2 separate regions of the Homo sapiens genome follow, and region 2 is linked to region 1. A link is a contact called in ENCODE Hi-C data. All regions are on one chromosome and are shown on one strand. The core of a region is the stretch at or near the end of the contact, and the rest is flanking DNA. Distances in the headings are between cores, read along the strand shown. Region 1 has its middle 98 kb from the start of EVL. Region 2 has its middle 38 kb from the start of LINC00524.

Region 1 (5,429 bases), core at 1,460-3,959:
CAAAAAAAAGCTTGTGGGAGACAGGCCCTTGGGGGTGGAGGTCTTTGATTTCATAAGAACCTGAGAAAGATTTTTCTAAGATATGTGTAACACACCAACTTACTGTGACCTGGGAAAGGCTGCTGAGGATGTCTTCAACAAAGGATATGGCTTTGGCATGGGGAAGATAGACCTGAAAACCAAGTCCTGTAGTGCAGTGGAATTTTCTACTTCTGGTCATGCTTACACTGATACAGGGAAAGCATCAGGCAACCTAGAACCCGAATGTAAGGTCTGTAACTATGGACTTACCTTCACTCAAAAACGGAACACAGACAATACTCTTGGGACAGAAATCTCTTTGGAGAATAAGTTGGCTAAAGGGTTGAAACTGAGTCTTGATACCATATTGGTACCAAACACAGGAAAGAAGAGTGGGGAATTGAAGGCCTCCTATAAATGGGATTGTTTTAGTGTTGGCAGTAATGTTGATCTAGATTTTTCCGGACCAACCATCTATGGCTGGGCTGTGTTGGTCTTTGAAGGGTGGCTTGCCGGCTATCAGATGAGTTTTGACACAGCCAAATCCAAATTGTCACAGAATAATTTCGCCCTGGGTTACGAGGCTGCAGACTTCCAGCTGCACACACATGTGACCGATGGCACTGAATTTGGAGGTTCTATCTACCAGAAGGTTAATGGGATTGAAATGTCAATAAACCTTGCTTGGACGGCTGGAGTAACAACACCCATTTTGGCATTGCTACTAAGTACAAGCTGGATTGTAGAACTTCTCTCTCTGCTAAAGTAAATAATGCCAGCCTGATTGGACTGGGTTATACTCAGACCCTTCGACCCGGAGTCAAATTGACCCTTTATCAGCTTTAATCGATGGAAACAACTTCAGTGCAGGAGGTCACAAGGTTGGCTTGGCGTTTGAACTGCAAGCTTAATGTGGTTTGAGGAAAGCATCAGATTTGTCCCTGGAAGTGAAGAGAAATGAACCCACCATGTTTTGGCCCTACAATCCTTCTGTGAAATTTCAAAAGTGTGAACTTTTTACTCTTCCAAAAAATTGTAATCCTCCCCACACTGAAGTCTAGGGGTTGTGAGTCCCTCCTGAGGGGAGGCGCTGGAAAGCATGCCTGGAAGCTGTCCTGTTTGTGCCACGTTTCGGTTCAGTTCTGCAGTGTTATTAAATGTGTTCCTCGGCGACAGTGTGGTGTCATGTTAGAGGAGACGATCTGAACCTCCAGTTTGTACCTCGTGTCCTGCATGTTCACACCATTTTTTTCATGACTCTGTAATATATTGGTCTCTGTGCTATTGTGGAATCTTTGATTTTGCATCAGAGTAAAATAAAATAAACCCATCACATTTGGAACATAAAAAAAAAAAAACAAGCTAAGTCTGATTAAGCTGTGTGGGCCCCAGTACCTTCAAGGCCTGTCTCCTGTGGTACCAGAGTGATTATTTCTATCTTATCTCCTTTACAGCTTGGTCTGGAGTGCTGCCTTAGACTCTCTGATGAATCTATTCAAACAGCTGCCTCTGTTACCTTGACTCGTCTCAGATTTTGTCGACCCGAGGCAGGTCCTGGCACTAGGAATGTTAGATTCTATTATTTTGACTTGCTCCAGGTTAGGGAGAAGCCCATGCAAGGCTTCTACTGACCGTATGCTTTATTTGTAGCTTTGATGTCTGGGCACCGATTGCCCTAGGTTTAACTATTTGCTCAGTGTTAAGGCAGCGCTGTGGAAATCTGTGTAACTGGGGTGCTGTGCAGGCCTGTCTGTCGACTGTCATACAGGCCCGTCTGTGTGATTGTCAGGGAGAATTGGCCTGCCACAGTTGTGACAGACCACATGGCTTTGAAAAAGCCAAAACTATTTACCAGCTGGTCCTTTGCAGAAAGTGTACTGACCCTTGTTCTGCAGGAGTGTCTTTTGTTTTTCACTGCCTCTAATTAATTTCTTAATTTTGAAATAATGTATTTTCTATTCTCAAGATTTTTTTGTTTGTTTTCCAATTGCTCTTAGGCAAGATCTTCTTGACTCTCCTCATCACTTCTCTACGATTCCCTCCTTTAGACATGCCACATTCTGACTGCGCAGCCTGGCGGGAAGACCGTGCCTCCCTGGGTGGGGAGGCTGCAGCCTTTAAACTTCCCAACACCCCGACCCCTGACACGTCTGCTCGCATTCGGATGCCCGGGCCTCCCGGCCTCCTTGCGAATGAAGTGCCGGCGGCTCCCACAAAGGCCTGGCTGCCACAGTCCCCACGGTAATTGCGAGACAGCAGGCAGGAGAAGTGAGCGGGAAGTTTCTTCCCCAAAGCTGATGGTGAACGGGCCCCCAAGCTGGGACCCGATGACTAGCTGGGAGTGAGGAGAGATTTTGGCTTTCCTAGGTGTGAGCTGGATGGGGCTTCCCTTCCCAGTGGCCTCAGGGCTCCTGGGAAGGGGCACGGGCTCCAGGGGGACCCTTAGGCCTCTCTAGGATGGCTGGCTGGTTGTCCCAGGCATGTACTTGGCTTAGTTTTCTTCTTCAATTAAGTGGAGACATTAAGTTCCCATAAAGTGGGAACACTCAGACTTGGCTGCAGAACAGCAGGCCTGCTCCCGCCCAGCCCTGTGACACAGCCAGGTGGGAGCAGGTCCCTGGAGAAACTCCAGCCAGCCTGCCCACTGAGGGGGAGCCTCGGGAAGTTCACAAGGTTTGCAGCAGGGAGGAGCCTGGCCCCTCCCCTTCCTGCGTGGAACCCGGGATTCCGACTGCCAGGCCGGGCGGGAAGCGCTCTAGCGGAGGGACTCTGGCCTTGCGAGAGGAAAACCAGAAAATTCTGTCATGGGGCTCTGGAACCCCCATGCTCACCCGCTCCCGCCCTGGGGAGTATACTTCTGCTGTCAATAAATCTCTGCTTTTATTGCTTCATTCTTTCCTTGCTTTGTTTGTGTGTTTTGTCCAGTTCTTTGTTCAAGATGCGAAGAACCTGGACACCCTCCACCGGTAACACTAGGTCCTCCTTTCTCCTTGCAAACAGTGGCACTAAGAAGTTGCCCTCCACAAGACAGGTAGCAAAGATTTTCCCCCAGCCCCGTCTGGCCACGCTTCTTATTGATGGGTCCAGATCTCTAAGTCACCCCAGCAGAAGGCTGGAGTGCTCCCCGGTATGACTATAGGGCCCTCATCCCAGAGTCACCCCTCCTGCCTTCAAAGCCAGTAAAACATGATCTTAGGGAAATCACTTTTGAGTGGGGGAGCCCGAGAGAGGTGAAATTAAAATAAGCTCCAGGCCGGGCACGGTGGCGCACACCTGTAATCGCAGCACTGTGGGAGGCCAAGGTGGGTGGATCACCTGAGGTCAGGAGTTCAAGACCAGCCTGGCCAACATGGCGAACCCCCATCTCTGCTAAAAATAAAAAAATTAAGCTGAGTGGGCATGGTGGCGGGAGGCTGAGGCACCAGAATTGCTAGAACCAAAAAAAAAAAAGCTCCAGCTTTGACCCACAGGCCATCTTCAAGGTGTGGAAGCCAAAATGGACCAGAAGTAATTTCTATTTCCTGCCAGATAGAACACAAGCAGGAGCCGTAGTTGCCAAAAATGCCCGCGCACACAGGCTAGTGGTCTCTGACCCTCCCAGGGCACTGCTTGGGTTGGAATGGCGGCGCTCACGCAGGATTCCTTCAATTCTGCACTGTCACAAGCCCACAGGGCTGGAGAGGCTGGCAGCACAAAGAGGAATGAGACTCGCTTGCTGGTCTCATGAAGTTCACAGCCTAGTTGGGGAGCCTGCAAGTAAGAAGACAATCCCGATGCAGGAGGGCAGGCGTGTGACCCCGAAACAGTGTAGAGAAGGAGCCTGCAGCCTGTGGTGGGGGAGGGTGGTGCTGAGCGGTCCAGGAGAGACCTGACACATAGCAGGATTGAAGATGATTTGCCAGGCAGGCTGAGGCAGTGAGCAGGGCAGGAGAGGAGGCAGACACGTGCCGAGGAGCGCAAGGCACATTAAACGAATGGATGAATGAAGGAAAACTAGCCATGCTGTGTTTAAGGAAAACAACTGCTGGTAATAACTGAGTTGGGCAATGAAATTAATGGTGTGAATGAAAAAGGGGTACAGGGTCACAGGTGGTCCCCCAAACCCCTGAGACATCTGTGGTTGTCTAAGCGTGCTTTACTTTGGATTCTGGCATGCATTTGTAACTCACTTATGCTGGTTAATGTGAACCAGACATGGTCTCATTGGTGAATCATCGAAAGCAACTGTGTTTCTTTCCATTATTTGTGGTGAGTTTCGTTTTGGCAAACACTAAGCAATGGAGAAGATGGTCCATGGAGCTGGCTCCTCAGCAGTGACCCCAGGGCTGGAAAAACTTCAAGAACTGGGCAGGCAGTCCAAGGCCTTGGAGTCTGCAGAAATACATGCTCATTTGGCTCTTATTCCAGTCACCTGTGTGACCTCCTGGGGCCTCAGTTTCATCACCCTCTGGACAAGTAGGTTGGATGAGATGCCCTTTGAAGACTTGCTAGCTCTGTTATCTGTGACTCTGTGACTATCCTGAACCCAACAAACAGCCAAAATCATCTTTCCTGCCTCCCTTACAAATGGAAATTCCAGCCCAGGAGCGCTTGGAGGCATGGGTCGTCAGCCTGGCTGAGTGTCCTGCACCCACACACATCAGATGTCATGAAATCACTGACTCTGGCAAGGAAACTTTCCAAATCCTAGGACTGGTGACCTCCAGAAATAAGTCATTCGGGGGAGCCACATGTCCAAATGTTAATTTTCTTTTTATCAGAAGAATGGAAAACATGAATTCATGTACTTTTAAGGAATAAAGCCTTTGTTCAGAAAATGCAAAACGTGCCAAATAGACTGTGGTTTCAAATTATGTTTCGTTAAGGAAGAGGGGAGGGGAGGCGAGGGGGAGGGTACTGAAGAAGGGCAGAAAAGGCCTTTCTCGGGATCTACTTTGTGTGGACATCGGCATCTCATCTGAGCCTCAGCAGCACCTGCCAGATGGGCTTTAGGATTCCCACCTGCCAGAGGAGGAATGGAGGTCAGAGAGGTGTGAGCTGGAGGATTAACACAAGGAGCCTCTGACTCCCCAAGCATCCCAGGGTCTGTCAGACAAAGACCAATGCCCACTCAGGTGGAAGCAGGGCACAGGATAGGATGTGAGTGGTCCCAATCTGTCGTCTCTCAGCTCCTCCTGCAGCTCATGAAGCCCTCTGATGAACAAACATCAGCTGCAAGAAACAACCTCTCCAGGAGCAAGACGGTAACAACTTGTCAGACTTCAGGGCAGCAGGGAAAATACCTGATCTGGAGATCAGAGTGGGCCACATGCTGAAAGAGCATCAATAAACCAGGCTGCAAACAAGCAGGCCTGTATCCCAAGGTCTCAGCACAGGACTTTGATAGGCAGTGACCAGGGGTTAACCTT
Region 2 (4,923 bases), core at 1,003-3,502, 1.4 Mb after region 1:
GGGTACACAAATGGGTTTAAACAGCTAAATCAGCACCCAGGACAAATATTTCAATTAGCGCTATGGGAGAAACTCATCAGAAGAATTGAGCCCAGAGTGGCGTGGGGCTGGAGTAGGGTGGGAGAACTGGCGTCACCCCTTATACCTTCCTGCAGTATATAGCTAACATTTGATGATTACTAAATCATGTCTGCACATCACTTCACAATAACTTCAAACAGCTGCGATTCAATCACCCATGAAACGAGCTAAAACTTTCTCCAACAGAGACTTTAAAATCTTCAGGCAACTAACTTCTCTTCCAGGTGTTCCTGGTCTTGGCTTCCTGAGTTTGAACCTACAGATGTTTCTGACTTGAACTGGGTCCCCCACCGGGTTTGCAGCCTCAGGGGAACGGAGGACACAGTTTCCTTATCCCTCTGGGTGCCTTGTGTCCTCACCCTCTCCACCTCGCCATCCCTCTCCCCTCCGCATCGACTCCTCCTCACTCTCCAAGACACAGCTCTTGGGGAAGGAGGGCTGTAGCCCCAGCAGGATCCAGTCCCCTGGCTCCAGCCCCAGCAGGAGAAGCCCTGGGGAAGTGCAAAGGCAAACAGGAGTTTGCACACACACAGCCTAGGGAGCACAAGGCAGCCCCCGCTGCTGGGAGCCAGGAGGATGGAGGCCAGCCTCAGAGGATGAAAGCAGAGGTGTGGAGAAGAAGAGCGGGTGAGGGGAGGGCTCCGGGAGCTGATGGAAAGAGAGCCTGCTCCTGTGGCTCTCCAGACCCTCCCTTGCCCAACCCCCCTCCTCCTCCTTCCAGCCCCTACCTCCCCCTCCGCACTGCCTCCATGGGCACAGCAGGCATGCGATTAATATGCACAGCCAACTGAGGCCTGTGGCACCGTCCTGTGTCTCTGTGACTGGACAGTTGCCATCACACTGGACGCGGGGCGGTCCACGCTGCTGTGGGGCCTGCTTAGTGTGTGCCCACGGAGGGTCAGGGCATCTGTCCAAATCCGTCTCACACTGTGCCCTGGGTTCCACGTGGAGGGCGAGCGGGTTTCTCCAGCACCCCTCGTGCACATCAGTGTTCTGTGCTGATCCCTGCTGGGCAGTTTTATGCCCCGGTTGCCATTGGGTGGGCACGTGGCTGTCCTTAGTGTAGCAATGACTCTGAATTCTTCGGTACGATCACAGGAGCCATACACAGCTTCCTGCCCACAGGGAGCTCCTGGACATGGGGAGGCAGACGCCAAGGCAGCAGGCATGGCCCAGTAAACAGAGGGAAGTGACGGGGCTGGGCATGAACACAGGCGGAATTTGGGAAGCCTCTGTGACGATGCACTTTTAGTGGTCAGTGTCCCTCTGCTGCGCCCCTTGGTCAAATATCTAATGACGTGCACATGCATAGGGCATGAAATCATAAAACCAGACAGGGCTGTGGGATGCCCATATACAAGCCAACTTCCTTTCTTCACAAATAAGCTCAACACATGTGCTCAGAATGCTTATGTGGCCCGGCCCCAGGTAGAAAGCTGGTGAGGACCACGGCCTTAGACACACATTTACATATAAACCACTGTGTGCGGAGACAGGCTCTTCTCTTCTCTATTTTCCCTGAGGCAGGGACTGGGACCCTTAATTATACGTAAGAAAAATGGAAGGTGCAGGCACCGCCCTTGCTTACCTCTGTCCTAAGGGCTGGTGTGGGGAGCAGCACTCACCCCACTGCCTGCCTCCCTCCTGGGCCTTCGGTGCCCAGCAGTTGTTCCAGTTGAGAACCAGAAACATTTTGTCACACAAACACCACATGGTCCCCTGTCTTAATCCGTTCCTACTGCTGTAACAAAACATCTTGGGATGGGTGATTTCTAAATCATTGGTATTTATTTATCACCATTCTGGAGACTGCAAAGTCCAAGATGAAGGCACTGGCAGAGGCAGCATCTGGAGGGGCTTGCTCTCTGCTTCCGAGGTGGCGCTTGTCCCAGGTCCTCACGGACGAAGGGGCGGAAGAGACAATCAGGCTCCCTGGAGCCGTTTCATAAGGGTACTGATGCCATTCGTGAGAGTGGAGCCCTGAGGACCTAATCACTTTCTAAAGGCCCCATCTCGTAAGACTATTGCATTGGGGATTAAGTTTCAACATGAATTTTGGAGAGACACAAACATTCTAGCCATAGCACCCTCTAAACTCAGAGTTGGGTGCCTCTAATTTTCCTTACAGCAAGCATTGCCTGTGGACACTTACCAAGTGGCCAGCTGGCCAGAGAACTCATGCGCCAGCCAAGAAGGTCCGTGAAGAGGGCCTCGTGAACCCCCAGGGAACAGCCGCCAATGGCAAGACTTTTTCTGCATCCCCGCCCGGTGGACTCTGTCAGGCCTCACCCTCCTCACCCTCTGGCTTCATGCTGTTCCCTGGCAGTGGTGTTTTTTTGTTGTTGCATTCTTTCTTCCCAGCATTTAAGGATGAATTAAATTCTTTTCCTTTTTTTCCTGATGCAAAATAATAACAACCCAGAAAGGAAAAAAAAAATCCAGCTGATGAAAACTCCTGATGTGTCTAATAAATCTTTTCAAAGCATATTTGGAATTGGCCAGTCCAGTCGGGCACAGGACATGCTGCATTGGGGTGAGCGGCGGCCAGGCCGAGAGAAGGTGGCCCGTGGCGTGGCTGGGCCCGGAGTCCAGTTCTGCCACTTAGATCCGTATGGCCTTAAGCACACCCCTTATGTTTTGGGATCTCAGTTTTCCTCACTTGTAAAATGGAAATACCCATGGCCACCTCCCAGGCGGTGGTGAGGATGAAACACCCCGTGCATTGTAGGCCTCCGTTATAATCACAACCTCTGCCCGCTAGTAAGTCCCAGTGAATGAGGCCACCAAAGCATCCTCAAAGCCTGGAATTAAGAATGCGTCAGAGATGACCTGCAGGGCATGTACTTGTATCCCTGATTTGCAAATAACTCAACTGCGCCTCAAAGAGGTTCAGAAACAAGCCCAAGGCCACAAAATCAGAGAGTCTGAAACCACAGCCTCCTGCTTGGAAGCCAGCAATCTTTCCACGTCAGCTCGTCCTCGCCACCACATGAATTTCCTTTCTCCATAAGCCTTAAAGGAGCAGGAAAGGACTCACCGGGATGCCATTTCTTCCTCCTTCATCGCCCTCTCCCAGACCTCATCCAGAACCACACCAGGCTTCCTGCGGCCACTCTGAGAAGGACCAGGGCTCCCGGGGATGCTAGGGAGGAAGGCACCCAGCACTGGTTTCCTTTCTCCATCTCCAAGGTCACAACACTGGCCATGCCCTCTGCCAGCAACCCGGTCCCTGGCAGGTGTTGAGAAACAGGCGCTCTTGGTTGGGAGAAGCCAGGGAAGGGGCCTCCAGGCCCCAGCCTAGCACATACCAGGCGTTTCTCTTCATTCTCACTGCCGCCTGGGGCCGCGTGGCTGAGACTGTGCCCTCGCGTAGGGTTCCCATTTGGGCATTAGCTTCAGGGAGCACAGGACCAGGGCAAAATATTCAGCTTCTCTGTGCCTTGGTTTCTTCATAAAATGGGAATAAGGTAAGACCAGCCTTCTACAGTCTTGTAAAGGTTAAAGAATGATGCACACTGCTGGGTCCAAGACCTAAATCAGTGCTCAGATGTGCTGCAAGCTCTGTGGAGGAATGCAATCACCGGTACCATGACTTTGGTCTATGGCCCACCATCGGGTCCTCAGCCAGCCCCACGGAAGGGGCCCTGTTTTCTCTTGTGTAAGGGAGGACAGTCATACACACTCTGCCCACTTCAGAGTTGTTATAAGAATGACATTAAATCATGTCACGCGAGAGCTCATGTAAGTTCACACATCTATTTGTGCAGTCACCAAACACAGGCTGAGAGCCTACTGTGCATCAGGCACCATGCTAGGCACGGGGGATTCCCAGAGACAGATACCCAGATCCCAGACATACGGCGTTCATGGTCTGGCTGGGGAGGAAACACATAGCTGCCTCTGTGTGGTAAGGGCACCTTGTAAGGAGCACACATGGGTGGCCCTGGGCACAGACAGAAGGATGCTGGGGTGAGGAGTAGGGAGGCACCATGGAGAAGTGAGGTGTCATGGAGAAGTGAGGCAGGTGCCCAGCAGGGTAGGGCAAAGCTCTTTAGGCTGGCACACTGGGTCCCATGAGGTACATCAGCCCTGGAGACCTCGGGACAGCTGGGCGATGTCCACATCAACATGGGCTTCGAGCCATGATGAGGATCCACCACACACTCTGCACAGCTGACCCTGCACATCCTCTTGCAGAGCTTGGGAAGGACCCAGACAGGAAAGGAAGGAGGGCTGGAGCTGGGGTCTTCCCAGTGGAAACCTAGGCCATGGGGCTCACTATACAGTGGTACCGGAGGCACCTCTCAGATCCCAGTGGAAATGGCTTTGTGGAAGGCATAGATTTCGTAGGTGAACAAAGCTGGTCTCACTCCCAGTCTCATCGTTCAACAGCTGTTTGATGAACAGCACTTGTGTCACCTGGTAAGTCTCCACTCCTCACTGTCAACGGGGTCAAGACCTCCTACCTCCACCGGACTGTTGTCAAGACTGAGATGAATGCAAAGTGCCTCGCCCAGCGCCTGGCTCAGAGAACTGACTTCATAAATGGCCGCTCTCATTAGTAATAATTTTATAATAAGAACAAAGACAGAGTTGGTGACATGGGAGTATTTCTGAACTCAGACTAACAGGGAAACAACATCCAGGTTTCCTAGGGGCCCAGCCATCTGTGTTCGAATAAAAACGTGAATTAGCCAACAATGTTCGCCAGCCCCACCATGTACCTGGCAAATGTTTACTGGCTTTCTCTGCTCTGTCGGACCTGGAGGAAAAGTAGAATCAGAAATTCCTCTGCAGGAGCTCTGTTCTGTTTCACTTCCAGAAACCACTGGCTGTCAGGCC

Evidence for each region. A loop is a pair of places that touch in the nucleus more often than their neighbours do. Pooled maps may share reads with other maps.
Region 2: a loop to region 1 is called in a pooled map of ovary, with 6 times the contacts of the local background. The contact joins two enhancer-like sites. A Hi-C loop is called at or near these places in 1 of 50 pooled maps.

Annotation. Positions count from the first base shown.
Region 1 is chr14:99,964,447-99,969,875 of GRCh38, forward strand. It overlaps the pseudogene VDAC3P1. Among named protein-coding and RNA genes, the nearest start is that of EVL, 98 kb to the right of the region's middle. RefSeq lists an enhancer at 3,559-4,168 and a silencer at 4,226-4,520. Within about 2 kb of position 2,710, at least 3 of the 41 ENCODE cell types and tissues checked have a DNase peak (open chromatin) inside an H3K27ac peak, as active enhancers do.
Region 2 is chr14:101,367,104-101,372,026 of GRCh38, forward strand. No RefSeq gene overlaps it. Among named protein-coding and RNA genes, the nearest start is that of LINC00524, 38 kb to the right of the region's middle. Within about 2 kb of position 2,253, at least 3 of the 41 ENCODE cell types and tissues checked have a DNase peak (open chromatin) inside an H3K27ac peak, as active enhancers do.